Linked DNA regions of Homo sapiens: all the other regions are linked to region 5. A link is a contact called in ENCODE Hi-C or POLR2A ChIA-PET data. All regions are on one chromosome and are shown on one strand. The core of a region is the stretch at or near the end of the contact, and the rest is flanking DNA. Distances in the headings are between cores, read along the strand shown.

Evidence for each region. A loop is a pair of places that touch in the nucleus more often than their neighbours do. ChIA-PET counts read pairs that join two places held with the same protein, here RNA polymerase II (POLR2A). Pooled maps may share reads with other maps.
Region 1: a loop to region 5 is called in a pooled map, with 3 times the contacts of the local background. The contact joins the enhancer-like site here to the promoter of FUS in region 5. A Hi-C loop is called at or near these places in 2 of 50 pooled maps. POLR2A ChIA-PET finds 5 or more read pairs at or near these places in 3 of 52 experiments (K562, RWPE1 and activated T-cell).
Region 2: a loop to region 5 is called in a map of gastrocnemius medialis, with 6 times the contacts of the local background. The contact joins the promoter of PHKG2 here to the promoter of FUS in region 5. A Hi-C loop is called at or near these places in 1 of 168 maps with a recorded cell type or tissue (gastrocnemius medialis) and 6 of 50 pooled maps. POLR2A ChIA-PET finds 5 or more read pairs at or near these places in 4 of 52 experiments (GM10248, activated B cell, activated CD4-positive, alpha-beta T cell and 1 more).
Region 3: a loop to region 5 is called in a map with no recorded cell type, with 8 times the contacts of the local background. The contact joins the promoter of CTF1 here to the promoter of FUS in region 5. A Hi-C loop is called at or near these places in 1 of 37 single-sample maps with no recorded cell type and 7 of 50 pooled maps. POLR2A ChIA-PET finds 5 or more read pairs at or near these places in 9 of 52 experiments (B cell, CD4-positive, alpha-beta T cell, HepG2 and 5 more).
Region 4: a loop to region 5 is called in a map of naive thymus-derived CD4-positive, alpha-beta T cell, with 12 times the contacts of the local background. The contact joins the promoter of SRCAP here to the promoter of FUS in region 5. A Hi-C loop is called at or near these places in 1 of 168 maps with a recorded cell type or tissue (naive thymus-derived CD4-positive, alpha-beta T cell), 2 of 37 single-sample maps with no recorded cell type and 12 of 50 pooled maps. POLR2A ChIA-PET finds 5 or more read pairs at or near these places in 2 of 52 experiments (AG04450 and activated CD8-positive, alpha-beta T cell).

The regions. Positions count from the first base shown.
Region 1 is chr16:30,843,594-30,846,293 of GRCh38, forward strand. It overlaps a transcript of BCL7C not described here. Among named protein-coding and RNA genes, the nearest start is that of MIR4519, 30 kb to the right of the region's middle. RefSeq lists enhancers at 1,028-1,117, 1,158-1,257. Within about 2 kb of position 1,303, at least 9 of the 41 ENCODE cell types and tissues checked have a DNase peak (open chromatin) inside an H3K27ac peak, as active enhancers do.
Region 2 is chr16:30,747,103-30,749,802 of GRCh38, forward strand. PHKG2 (phosphorylase kinase catalytic subunit gamma 2) reads left to right here and starts at 1,323. Exons shown (of 10, transcript NM_000294.3): 1 at 1,323-1,388; 2 at 1,701-1,813. The coding sequence starts at 1,719. RefSeq lists silencers at 1,070-1,369, 1,410-1,549.
Region 3 is chr16:30,895,227-30,897,926 of GRCh38, forward strand. It overlaps CTF1 (cardiotrophin 1), which reads left to right and starts at 1,388. Exons shown (of 3, transcript NM_001330.5): 1 at 1,388-1,442. The coding sequence starts at 1,418. RefSeq lists enhancers at 52-557, 558-1,061, 1,925-1,974.
Region 4 is chr16:30,697,726-30,700,425 of GRCh38, forward strand. It overlaps SRCAP (Snf2 related CREBBP activator protein), which reads left to right and starts at 1,446. Exons shown (of 34, transcript NM_006662.3): 1 at 1,446-1,517; 2 at 2,183-2,256. It overlaps LOC730183 (a long non-coding RNA gene), which reads right to left and starts at 1,335. Exons shown (of 2, transcript NR_144637.2): 1 at 1,156-1,335; 2 at 1-206. RefSeq lists enhancers at 257-346, 377-566, 1,223-1,517 and silencers at 687-1,096, 1,237-1,466.
Region 5 is chr16:31,178,842-31,181,541 of GRCh38, forward strand. It overlaps FUS (FUS RNA binding protein), which reads left to right and starts at 1,298. Exons shown (of 15, transcript NM_004960.4): 1 at 1,298-1,386. The coding sequence starts at 1,374. RefSeq lists enhancers at 184-243, 535-1,295, 754-823, 1,296-2,057, 2,058-2,700 and 4 more and silencers at 984-1,053, 1,694-1,843, 1,964-2,013.

The DNA.
Region 1 (2,700 bases), core at 53-2,552, 340 kb before region 5:
TGGATTCTTCTATTGGTGTTTGCCATGTTTGCCATGGACACTGAGCGTTACCGGATCTGCTGGATCTCAAGCACCACACAGTAGACCAGCATGTGATGTAATGCAGCCTGGACTTGCTGCAGAGCCTTCTCTCGCTCCAGTCCCTGCTCAAAACTAGCAGCATAGACCGGGCACTGTGGGTCATGCCTGTAATTCCAGGATTTTGGGAGGCTGAGGTGGGTGGATCACTTGAGGTCAGGAGTTGGAGACCAGCCTGGCCAATATGGTGAAACCTCATCTCTACTAAAAATACAAAGAATAGCCAGGCATTGTGGCACATGCCTGTAATCCCAGCTACTTGGGATGCTGCTTGGCAGGAGAATCTCTTAAACCCGGGAGGCAGAGGTTGCAGTGAGCTGAGATCGCACCATTGCACTCCAGCTTTGGCGACAAAGCGAGACTCTGCCTCAAAAAAAAAAAAAAAAAAAAAAAAAAAAGTCCGGGCGTGGTGGCTCATGCCTATAATCCCAGCACTTTGGGAGGCCGAGGCAGGCGGATCACAAGGTCAAGAGATCAAGACCATCCTGGCCAACATGGTGAAACTCCGTCTCTACTAAAAATACCAAAATTAGCTGGGCGTGGTGGTGCGCACCTGTAGTCCCAGCTACTCGGGAGGCTGAGGCAGGAGAACTGCTTGAACCCAGGGGGCAGGGGTTGCAGTGAGCCCAGATGGCACCAATGCACTCCAGCCTGGTGACAGAGTGAGACTCCGTCTCAAAAAAAAAAAAAAAAAAAAAAAAAAGGGAAAAAACAAACAAACTAGCAGCCTTACAAATACTAATTTGCTCCAAGAAAGATACTGTATCTGGGAACAGCAGCTACAATTGGAGTCACCATCTGATAAAGTTTATGATAGTCCACAGTCATTCTCCGAGATCCATCTGACTTCTGCACAGGCCACACTGGTGGGTTAAATGAGCATGTGATAGGTGTCATCACCCTTGCTTCTTTTAATTTTTTGATGGTGGCATTAATCTCTGTGCTTCCCTCAGGAATGTGGTATTTCTACTGGCTTCTTTTCTCTGTAGGGAGGGGAAGTTCCAGGGGCTTTCACTTAGGCCTTCCTGTCATATTGACCTTCAGTCTATGAGTCAGAGAGCCTATGTGGGGATTCTGGCACTATGTCAGTTTTCAATCAGTTGTCTCAGCTCTAAATGTCACCCTCCAGTACCTGCTCTAAGATAACGGGCTGGACTTCTAATACATTTCTCCTTGCAAAGAACATGATGTTATGCTTTGTCAGTAGAGGGCGCTGGTGGGACATTGCAAGAAGAAGGGGAAGCTCTTCCTGGTTCTGGTCCTGTTGAGGTTTCATTTTTCTTGCTCTTGCTGCAGTTTTTCAGGGGCAGATCCCAGTGGTTCTCTGCCCTAGATGCATGTCCAGAGTGAAAAGTCCTTGGGAGGCTCAAAGACCCCAGTTTGCAACACTTTACCACGTTCCCTCCCCCAATATGGACACCACAAATCCCATACCACATGCCGCCTTTGCTGTGAGTGGCTCCTGGCACTTGGATAGTTTTTGCACACCCACCACTGGTCCTGACCTTTATTGGCTTTCTCTAGCACTGAACTCTGGCAGAGCACGCTTCTCCAGTACTTGGCTTCTGTAGCAGTCTAGCTTTCTCCAGCACTGTGCTCTCACCAAGCGCACTTTATCTAACAGGTAGAAAGCATGGCTTTCTCTGCCACTTGGTTCCTGTATGGGTAGAGCTTCCTCAGGCACTGGGCTCTCGCTGAGTCTGCATGCTCTCGTGCTTGACTCCTCTAATAGCCTGACTCTCTACAGTGCTTGATCCTTGCACTGGCAAAGCTCTTTCCAGCAATGGGCTCCTGCAGAGTGAGTTTCCTACAGTTCTTGGTTCCAACAGTGCTTGGTGGAATAGCAGCTTCACCTGATACCCCAGAGGGCAGATTTCTAGGAGGTCTCATTTGGTGAGGCATGTCAGTGGCTTCTCTGCCATGCCTTTCAAATGACATCTGGATCTCAGCCCTTGTGGGAGAAGATTCTTCATTGGATACTGTATCTCAGCCCCGGGGATAGTAGCTGATCTTTATATCTGCCACCTCTGTATTTCTGCATTCTTTTTTTTTTTTTCTTTTTATTGAGACAGCACTCTGTTGCCCAGGCTGGAGTACAGTGGTGCAATCACAGCTCACTGCAGCCTCAAACTCCTGGGCTCAAGAGATCCTTCAGCTGGGCGCAGTGGCTCATGCCTATAATCCCAGCACTTTGGGAGGCCGAGACAGGCGGATCACAAGATCAGGAGATCGAGACCAGCCTGGCCAACGTGGTGAAACCCCGTCTCTACTAACAATACAAAAATTAGCTGTGCATGGTGGCAGGTGCCTGTAGTCCCAGCTACTCCGGAGGCTGAGGCAGGAGAATTGCTTGAACCCGGGAGGCAGAGGTTGTAGTGAGCTGAGCTGAGATCACGCCACTGCACTCCAGCCTGGGCAACAGAGCGAGACTCCATCTCAAAAAAAAAAAAAAAGAAAGATCCTTCAGCCTCAGCCTCCTCAGTAGCTGGGACCACAGGTTTGCACCACCATGCCTGGCTAATTTTAAAATTTATTTATTTATTTATTTATTTATTTATTTATTTATTTTTTGGAGATGGAGTCTCACTCTGTGGCCCAGGCTGGAGTGCAGTGGCGCGATCT
Region 2 (2,700 bases), core at 73-2,572, 430 kb before region 5:
TTTTTAAAAATTCCAGTCAATCATAGGGTTCTTTCTCCACTTTCCCCATTCCAGATTCCAGATTCCAGATTCCCACAGTTAAGAACCTTGGCTTCCAGTCACATCAATATATTGATTACTCAGCTTCAGAATTATTATCCTGTTATATTACCAAACAACAAATCTAAGTAAAGTTCAAGATTTTTTGCAATTTTGCCTTTAGATTGATGGTATAGAGTCATAGTACTCTATAAAAAGTTACCTGAATTCATTTTTCTTCCCTCATAATTGTAATCCCAAAGTGTCATTTCTAAGATAGCTGTAGGGAGATAAGTTAATTCTTTTCCTCTTTGGCTGGAACATAACCTCCACAGGGTAGGGGTGTGTGTGTTGTTTCATTGCTCTCAGTCTAGTTCCTAGGTCTTAGACGGTCATAAAAATTTGTTAGTGAATGCCAGGTTTGAGCTATGCACTGAGTCACTCCTGGCAGAATCTAACAACCTGGTGGGTTTAGAACAGAGTGTGATACAAGGCTTTTGGGAGAGGGTGGAAGATTGAGAAAGTGTGTAAATCCCAGATAGTAAACGCTAGGGCTTTGGATGTATTTAGGAGGAGTTGAAGCGGACACAGAAAAGGCTTCCTCTGGCATTTTAAGTCCGAACTAAGAGGCCAAGCTGGAGTCCAAGCTGCGTGTGTCCAAATGTTTTAAGGGCTGGAGTGTACTCAGGACAGGCGCTTTGGGCCAGGCTGCTAATATTGAAAAGAGCTTGCTGGGCGTTGTGGCTCAAGCCTGTAATCCCAGCATTTTGGGAGGCTGAGGCGGGAGGATCGCTTGAGCCCCGAAGTTCAAGGCTGCAGTGAGCTATGATCGCGCCACTACACTGCAGCCTCAGCGTGGGCTACAGAGCGAGACCCTGTCTGAAAAAAGAGAAAATGCTGAATTCAGTTAGGGATGCTTGGAGGAGACCGAGGGAACCCTGCTCAAGTCTGGGAACTAGAGGCGCGGGAAGGTCCTGCTTCCCCGCCACCCAGAGATCACGTTTCCCAGTAAACCCAACTTCCGGGTCCCATTCCAGGCCTCCAAGCCCACGTGACAACAAGCTCCGCCCTCTGCTGTCCCGCAGATGCCACTCGGTGATTGGCCGCGTCTGAAGCCGCGCCCCGGCGTCGCGTTGCAGCCTTAGGTCCAGCCGAGCGCCGACTCACGCCCCAGCCCCAATTGGGCGGCCGGTTTCCAATTGGAAGGGCTTCTGAGCCTCAGTCTTCGGGCGGCGCTGACCATTGGCGGGCAGGATGGAGGCGGAGCCTTGGGTTGTCGCCCGCCGCCGGGGGTTAAGGTGAGCGACTGCAGGCAAACCCGGCGACAGCGCAGCTCGCGTCGACCCTGGCTCCTCTGCCTGCCCCCTCAGGTGAGCCTGCGCTAGACCCCCGTCCCCTTCCTGCGCCCGCCCGAATGCGCCTGCGCGGCAACAGCCGCCTGCCCTTGCGCCCCTTCCCCCTGCCTCCTGGGCACATCTCCCCACTCCCCTCCCTGCCCTGCCATCCTCCCGCCCCCAGGCTCTTCTGCGGGGTCTCCCCAGTCCGGGTCCTTCCCCCACCCCCCCCCACCCCCCAGGACCCTGGCGCCCCAGCTGCAAGGGCTGCGCCCCCGGGAGCCGCCATGCGGGTCGTCTCAGAGCCTGTGGGCCTCCCTGCCCTCACTGCCCTCCTCCTCCGCGCAGGCCCCCGCCTCCTTCAGGATGACGCTGGACGTGGGGCCGGAGGATGAGCTGCCCGACTGGGCCGCCGCCAAAGAGTTTTACCAGAAGTACGACCCTAAGGACGTCATCGGCAGGTAAGGCCGCGGCCAGGGAAACGGAGGTCCAAAGAGGTCGAGCCCCAGCATTCCCGCTTCCGTTTGAAGGCTGGAGAGTTCGCGGGTGGTGGTGGTGGTGGTGGTGGTGGTGGTGGTGGTGGTGGTGGTGGTGGTGGTGGTGGTGGTGGTGGTGGTGGTGGTGGTGGTGGTGGTGCTGCTGCTGCTGCTGCTGCTGGTGGTGCTGGTGCTGGTGGTGGTGGTGCTGGTGCTGGTGGTGGTGCTGGTGGTGGTGGTGCTGGTGGTGGTGCTGGTGGTGGTGCTGGTGGTGGTGTGTGTGTGTGTGTGTGTCTTTCGGTGGTGGTGGTGCTGGTGCTGGTGGTGCTGGTGGTGGTGGTGTGTGTGTCTGTGTGTGTGTGTGTGTCTTTCAAGTTCAGGTTTTCTCAGGAGAAGACTGGATAGTTGGTTTTGTTTGTTTGTTTGTTTGTTTTTGAGACGGAGTCTCGCTCTGTCGCCCAGGCCGGAATGCAGTGGCGCGATCTCGGCTCACTACAACCTCTGCCTCCTGGGTTCAAGTGATTCTCCTGCCTCAGCCTCCCGAGTAGCTGGGATTACAGGCGCGCGCCACCACGCCGGCTAATTTATATTTTTAGTAGAGGCGGGCGTTTCACCATATTGGCCACGCTGGTCTTGAACTCCTGATCTCGTGATCTGCCCGCCTCAGCCTCCCAAAGTGCTGGGATTACAGGCGTGAGCCACCGCGCCTGGTTGACTGAATAGTTCTAAATGGGAAGAATCAGTGATCAGTGGAGAACACCTAGTGACTAGACTCTTACCTTGGGTCAACCCCATTTTTTCACGGATTCATTCATTTATGCCTTCAACACAAAGCTCAACACGGGGAGGGCAGAAAAGATGCGTATGCCCTG
Region 3 (2,700 bases), core at 138-2,637, 280 kb before region 5:
TGTCTTTGTTGACTTTATTTGAGGCTGGCTTGTCAGCAGATAAGACCATGTCAAAATTTGTGCTGCTGTTGTGTGTGTGTGTGTGTTTCAAGGTGTGGCTGTTGTGTCTGTGAATTTGGGCGTGACCATGTCCAGAGGTTAAGGGTATAAGGGGTTAGGAGCATGGTTAAGACAGCATTTTTTTGAGCCAAGCTGCTTAGGTAAAATCCCAGTTGTGCCACACCTAACTGTGTTACCCTGGACAAGTCACTTCTCTCTATTCCGCATCTATAACACAGGAGTTAGTTAATGTGCATATGGCTCTTAGAACAGTGCCCAGCACATGGTAAATGCCCAATAAATATTTACAGTTAATACACATGTGATTGTGGGCCCTACCAATTGTCTGGCTCAATTCTATCTGCTGTGCCCTCTCCAGTTAAACTCTTTCTTCTTTTATTCCAGCAATTGCTCACGGCAATACACACACCCACTCACACGAACACACGCACACACATGCACGCGCACATGCACACACGCGCACACCTGCACACTCACACGCACACAAATCCACTCGCACACACGCATGCTCACACGCACACACGTCCGCATGCACGCACACACGCAGACACACGCAAGCGCACACACACACGGGCCTCCTCGTCTTCATTCACAAACCCCATTAGCTTCTGTTGTCTATGGGCTTCCTCGACAGACCGCGAGCCCCTCGCGGGGGCCAGAAACCAAGTATGGATCATCCCTATGTGCCTTCCTTTCCGTCTACACCAGGTTAATGGGGTTGACGTATGGGTGTGACTTCCTGTCCAGGTCTCTGTAGCTTGTTCTCCTGGGGGTGGGGGGCGGGGTGTGATTGTTACTAGGCCTGCTAAGAAGAGGAGAGCAGTGTATCTGTCTCCCTCCTGGTGGGTGTGACAATGAGATTGGAAGCCATCTAAGATAGGCCAGGAGATGTATGTCTGGACAAACATGCCCCAAGCCTGACGGCCCCCATCGTAGCCTCCCTCGCAAGCCGCGCCCCAGACTAGAGAGAGGGCCTGCGCATTCCTGTCCTGCCAGTCCGGCAGTTCCCTCTCCTGTCTCCTCAGCTTTACACCCAAAGCAGCCGCTGCCTCAGGTCCAAGCCTGAGCCCGCGGCAGAACATTGGGCTGCCTCCCAGGCCCTGACACCCCCAGCCCCGAGGTCCTGTCCACCCGGCAGACAACTTGCCTTCCCCCTCGGGCCCCTTCCCCCACTAGGCCCCACGGACGAGGAGCTGAGCTCAGGGCCAAGGAATCCTGTCTCAAAAGGGGGGGTAGGATGAAATGTTTGGGGTCTGGGCTCTGATTGGCTGCGCCCGGGCCACGCCCCCAGCCCTTTCCCCTTTCTCCCCCCTCGAAAGGGGGGCGTGAAGGGAGCCGGGATCAGCCAGGGGCCAGCATGAGCCGGAGGGAGGGAAGTCTGGGTAAGGGGCTGAGGGACCGGACGCCGGGTCGCTGAGGGGCGCAGGAGTCAGAGGGATTGGGAGCTGGGGGTCTGGGTTTCCGCCACCCCCGGGTCCGGGAGGGGAGCGGCCTTGGCGGGGAAGGGCAGGGCTCCGGTGTCAGGTAACGAGTGAGCGGGTGAGTTGTGAGAAACAGCAGGCGCTAGGGTTTAGAGGAGGCCTGGGGCTGAGGTTTCAGGGACCTGGGCTCAGGGCTTAGATCACCGGTTCGAGTACACCCAGGGGGAGGACTGGGGTCGGGGCTGGGGCAGGACCCCTGCGTCCACTGAGTCTCGGGAAAGAATCAGAGCTGGGGGGCTGAAGGAAGGGGTAGAGTAAGGGAAGGCAGTCTTGGAGTCACAGGAAGTAGTGAGTGACAACAGGAGACGAAAGTCTGGGCTGCTGAGGATCGCGACTGGTGCTGGGAAACTTCGGGGGTGGGGCGGGGGCGGGGCACCGGGTCAGGACTACATTCCCCAGCACGCATCGGGCGCGCGCTGTGCGTTTCGGGAAATGGAGTCCCTCCCGGGGCGCCAGACACTGGCTCTTGCGGACCTTGATTCGCTGACTAGCCAGGCCAGCGCCTTGCATGGATGGGGCATCAGGGAGAGAAATGGAAATGGAAGTCAGTCTCCCTATCTGTAAAATGGGCCTTCAAGGCACATTTTGATATGAAGTTCTGTACTTCGATGATGTTGAAGTCCACTAGCAGTCACTGAGGTAGAAATATGTAAGCCCTGTCTTCAAAGGGCTCTCAGGCTAAGGCAGATACACACAGAAAAGCCGTTAAAAGAGCTACCCTGGAACTCATGCAAATGGCCTTAAGTCAAAGGAAGGAGTTCGTTTATAAAGGAGAAGTGATTCTGGAGGCTTCACTGAGGAGGCAGTACAGTCATGCACTGCATAACAACATTTGGTCAACAGGTGGACCGCACAGACAATGGAGGTCCCATAAGATTCTATGCATTTTTAGCCTGGGCAACATGGCGAAACCCTGTCTCTACAAAAAAATACAAAAATTAACCGGGCATGGTGGCGCATGCCTGTAGTCCCAGCTACACAGGAGACCCAGGCGGGAGGATCGCTTGAGCCCAGGAGGTCGAGGCTGCAGTGAGCCAAGATTGCACCACTGCACCCCATCCTGGGCGAAAGAGCAAGACTCCGTCTCTCTCTCTCTCTCTCTTTCTCTTTTGGGATGGAGTCTTTCTCTGTTGCCAGGCTGGAGTGCAGTGGCCTTGGC
Region 4 (2,700 bases), core at 196-2,695, 480 kb before region 5:
TTATTTATTGTTCTATTCTGGGGTAAAGGTATCAGATTCTCAAAGGGATTCTTAATCTAGAAAGTTTGCGAAGAGATGGCAAAGGTGTTTGAAAGCTATCAGGAAACCATCCTCGCGTAAAACGAAGCAGCGCTACAGAAGTGGGCTGCCATGGGAATCGGGAGGCCCAGGTTCCACTGCTAACTTGCTGCAGCTTACTGGGTGATCTGTAAATAAAAAGGGAGGTGGCGGTGGTCCGAGCTGGCAGCCGCAATGCAGCCCCAGGTAGATCTAGGGGCAAACGGTAAAGGCGCTCCGAGGAAGGGCGAGCGCGCAGCCTCTGGGAGACTACACCTCCCAGGCTGCCTTGCGCACCGTGCTGCACCCTACGCTAGCACGCGAGCCTCCCCGTTCCCCCACCCTCCAGTTACTGTCTCTCGCGAGAAGACGGGCCGCGCCGGCGATAGCGATTCCGAGCGAGTGGTGGTGGTAGTGGTGGTGGTGGCGGCCGAGACGGCGGCGGCCATTTTGGTGAGGCCTCGGGAGCGGCAGCGGCGGTTCGCTGGGAGTAGCGTCTGCCCTTTTTCCCACCCACCGTCCGCATCTGTGTGCTGCGCGAAGAGGCAGTGGAGGCAAGGCGGTGGCAGTAGCCGCAGTCTCCAGGGGAGTTTAAAGGCCGCGAAGGCGGTGGCCAAGAGGGGGCCCTCCCCCCTCCTAGGCGGGAGGGGGGGTGGTGCGCACGCCCCCGAGGACGCAGGTAAGGAGAGGGAGACAAGATGGCGAACGCCCCACAGTTCCCCCTCCCATGACGGCTGACTGCGCGCGCATCTTTCCGCCACCGCCTCCCCCCCACCTTCCCGGGGTGCTGCGCGCGCACCCTCAGCCGGGGCCCCGGGGCCGGTGCGCGAGGCTGTCGGCGCGCGCCCATAGAGACAGACTGAGGGGGTCAGGCCGGCCGGCGCTGGGCCCCGGCGTGTCTCCTCTCCCTTCCCGCCCTTCTGCGCACGCGTGCCTGAGCGAGCGAGCGAGCGAGCGAGCCCTGAGAGGACGGACCCAGGTGCGCTCCTGCCCGCCCACCAACCCAGTCACCCCTCAGGGGCGCGCGGGAAGAGGAAGGGGGGCGTGGGACGAGTAGTCGGGGCGCGCGCCCACCACATCTAGCCGGGGGACCAGGACCTGGTGGCACGAACCCTCCCTTCTCTCAGCCTTTCGCGGTCGGGTGATGGGGGGGCTCCCTGACGGGCTTGGATGACGAGCTTCCCAGCCCCGCGACCCTTGTGTGCGTGGGCTCGGGTTCTGGCGGGAGCCCCTGGGCCGTGCGCGCAGCCGGCTCGCTCCGCCTCCAGCCGCGCACGCGCGGGCCCCTCCCCCGCCCGGCGCGCACGTTGGGTGGGGTGGGAGTCTGGAGGGGGCGGGGCTATCTCAGGGCTAGTGGCAACTTGGGCAGAGGTCAGGGGTCACGCGAGGTCAGTCCGTCGGGAGGGCTAGGGAGATGGTCACGAAACCTGAAGTCAAGAGTTAAGGCTTGTTGGCTTCTGGTGAGCTCGGGTCTTGGGAACGTGTGGCGGAGTAGGGAGTGAATCAAAGCCGGCACTGTGGTTTAGGAATTTCCTTAAACACTGGGGAAGCATTTCCGGGCCTCCTGCGGGTTCACACTGCCTGTTTCCGGCGCGTGGTTCTTGGCAGTGCGGCCTCTCGCTTTTGACTGCTCCTGAGTCTCCTTTTGCTGTGGTTCTTGTATTTGGGGAAGTGTCTCAAGGCGCAGGTATGGGATATACAGCGCCCTGCCCTGAATCCTGGGCGGATTTTCCTGTGACCAGCCTGTTTGTTGACTCTTCCCGGGAGTTCCACTCTCACTTCTGCGTTCAGCCCTCACTGGAAAGGCCCGCAGGCAGGTAGCACCTTTCTGAGGTTCTGGATGTGACAGCTTTTTTTTGCTGTATTTTTTTTTTGTCTTCCATTCTGTGGTTGGAGCCTTTACACTTAAAATTTTTGAACTTTCTTTCTTCACTCCTTTCCTGCTCCTGCCCCCAGGCAGGATCGTATGTCCCTCCGGAATTCACAAAACATGATTTGCATTTCCCTGAAATGTGAGATTTTCCTACTACTGTAGTTTTTCTGTTTCTAGTCTTTTAACTGATTTGGGTATATTTAAACGTCTCAAAAAACTGGAGTAAATAATACGCTTTGATGGATGTTTCAGGTGTGATTCCCTTCAGTACGGCGGCACCGTGGAAGTGCAGACTTTCACAGGGGGTGTGGTCTCAGCTCACACAGGTGAGGGATCTGCTACCATTTTGTGTGCTGATGCTAATGGGAGAAATGTTTGAGATAAAGCAATTATAGGTCCGTATTGGGGATTTTCACTCTAGAGAAGCATGGGAATGTTTGCATGTGATTTTTCTGTAGAGGGTTTGATTATAGTACAACAACAGAACTGAGGCTGTGGGTTGAGGAAAACGTGGTCAACCTGGCTCTACCAGGAAGAGTAGCAGGTTTTCCTTGGTTTTGGCATCAGACTGTGGATTGAAGCCCTCCTATCACTTTTTTACTGTGTAACCTTCCGCAAATCATAAGGTCTTAACTTCGTAACTTACAAAACAGATTATATTAGAATGTAAGCTACATTTAGGTCGGGAATCCTTTCTGCATGGCTATATCCGTTGTGTGTAGGAGGAAGTCAATATTTGTTATGCTGTGAAAAGCACTTGGTTTTTAAGG
Region 5 (2,700 bases), core at 48-2,547:
CCAGGGCATGGCCCTCATTGTTTCTCTAGAAAGACGTGTCCAACCCTCAAAGGACCTTCTGAAATCCCGCTGAAAGGTTAAGTTGGGAAGGAAAACCTGCATGCCTATGTATCAGGAATTAACGTCTTTTGTCTTGTTTTATTCAGTAGTTTCAAATTGCCTTCTCCAGGCAAGGCTGATGAAAGTGCAAGTTGCAAGTTAATTTGAATGTTTCTTTTTGCTTTTGCTCTCACAGGAAGTGAAAAGGCGACCAAACACTCTAGCATTCATGCCACCAAAAAGAGGAGTGTTTTGCAGTTACAAGACCTGGATTCGAATCACGACTCCTCTTAGCTGCCCTGTAATCAGGCACAATTACTTGGGTCTCTGAGTCTCACTTTCCTTATCTAGAAAACGGAGGTATCTTTACTTCCTTCGTAAGACTGATGACAAGGAAATTATCTGTGCATTTTGAAACCACTTAAGCCTTGTACACGTTTTATTTCTGGGATCGCCCTGGTAGGGCTTCAGAAAAATAAAAAGGAGGTCCCTGAGAAAAGGCTGGGTACCGTACATCTGAGGTCAACCCTCTCTGGTCCCAAGGATGGCCTGGGCTGTTCCGCCCCGTGGCTCCCCAGGGGCAAAGCCATGAGGATCCGGGTGAGAGCCCAGTGCTGGACGAGCCCGGGGCCCAGGGGTCCCGGCCGAAATCCCTGCTGTCTTTCAGGTCAAACGTCATAATCCCCGAACCCCAGAAAGGCCGAAAGGCAAGGCAACCCTGAAAGACGACGAAGTCAACCTCAGGGCGCAGGAGAGGGAGGGCCAGTGTGCTGCCGACGAGGGAGGCTGGAGCCGCGGGGACGAGGCGCCCCATACAGCGGCAAGAGGGTGGAGGGCAGGAGCTCGCCATCCTGGGTGAAAGCGGGGCCCAGCGAAGGGGCCCGGCCACAGGAATCTCGGTTCCACCCCGCTACTCCCGGCTGTGACTCCAGTTTCGTCCCCAGCCGCCGGGACCGCCCCCTCGCCCCGCCCCCAGCGGGCACTCAGGCCGTACCACTGTGCCTTCATGGGGGTGGAGATAGATCGTGGGCTAGTCCTGCCGAGGAGAGAGGGGTTCTTCCTCAAAAAATATGATTATGTATAGTATTCGCATGATTCTAGTTAACTTGTTTCCCTTCTGCCTGCTCGGACCCTCTACCTGCCCTACGAAGGGGGCGGAGTGCGTTCCTGCCTCCCCCTGCTCTTCCGCGTTTGGTGCGCGCCTGCGCGGTGCGTAGGCGGCGGAGCGTACTTAAGCTTCGACGCAGGAGGCGGGGCTGCTCAGTCCTCCAGGCGTCGGTACTCAGCGGTGTTGGAACTTCGTTGCTTGCTTGCCTGTGCGCGCGTGCGCGGACATGGCCTCAAACGGTAGGTAAGGGCGCGAGGCGACGGCGGCGGCGCACCCGGCCGAGGCCTCCCAGCTGGGCTTTTCGTTTTCAGTGGGACCGGGGCGGCGATCCCGTGTGGGATTTTTTGGCGCCCCTGTGGCGGGAAGCCGCGGAGAAGAGTAACTGGAGGAGGCTGGTGTCGCCATTTTGTTTCGCTCCTCTGGCCCTCGCGCGCGGGGCGGGAAGTCTTTTCTTTGCAGTCCGTTTGCTTGGGGTGGGCGTTGGGAGGGACGCTTCTTAGGGGTTTGAAGCGTCAGGTGAGGGTGGAAAACGCCCATTCTCCGTGGCCTCGCCTCCCCCAACTCCCGGCCCCGCGCTCGAGCCCGCTTTGTCGCAGTGCTGCATCCGGGCACTCGCGGCGCGCACGCGCTCTGCGGGCCCCTCCCCCTTCGCGGCGCGGGTACCCCTTCCCCGCCTCGTGTTGGTTCAGCTTTCTGTCGCGAGACCCTTCGCGGAAGACTCGGCGGCGCGCGTCCGGTGTGAGCCTTGTCCCTCAGTGGTCCTTCGCGAATGGGCGGGATCGCTCCGTTCCCGCCTGGGTTGCCACGCGGCTGGGGGCGGAGGCTCGGGATCGGGGCCGCCCTCTAGCTTAACGGTTTGGCGGCGGTGGTCAGGGTTCGACCAACGGACTTGGGGACGGCCCGAGAGTTTTTCCCGCCTAAATTTCTTTCTTTTTTTTTTTGGAGACACGGTCTTCCTCTGTCGCCCAGGCTGGAGTGCAGTGGTGCGATCTCAGATCACTGCAACGTCCACCTCCTGGGTTCAAGTGATTCTTCTGCCTCAGCCTCCTGAGTAGTTGGGATTATAGGCGCCCGCCACCACAGCCCGGCTAATTTTTGTGTTTCTTAGTAGGGGCGGGGTTTCACCATGTTGGTCAGGCTGGTCTCGAACTGCTGACCTCAGGTGATCCGCCCGCCTGGGCCTCCCGAAGTGTCGGGATTACAGACGTAAGCCAACCACGCCTGGTCTAAATTTCTTTTTTCTGAGATAGGGACGGAGAAGAACGGCCGCCCGAGGCCACACCCTCTCCTGGTCCTCTTTCCCTTTTCCTGCGGGGGAAGCGCCGCGTTTCCTGTGCTGGGAGGATGAGTTGATCTTGTTCGTGTATCTTAAGTGGGGCTTTTCAAAAGCGCTTTTGTTGCTTTTTGTTCGCTGGGGGAAGGCAGGGTAGGTGAGAAAACGGAACCATCTGGAGTCCCAGGGCTGGGGACTCGAGTACCTGTTGACTTTCGCCTCCTAAGGCGAGCAGTTGCATGATCTCTGTCATTTGGGGTCCAAGGGCTCTTTTGATTCT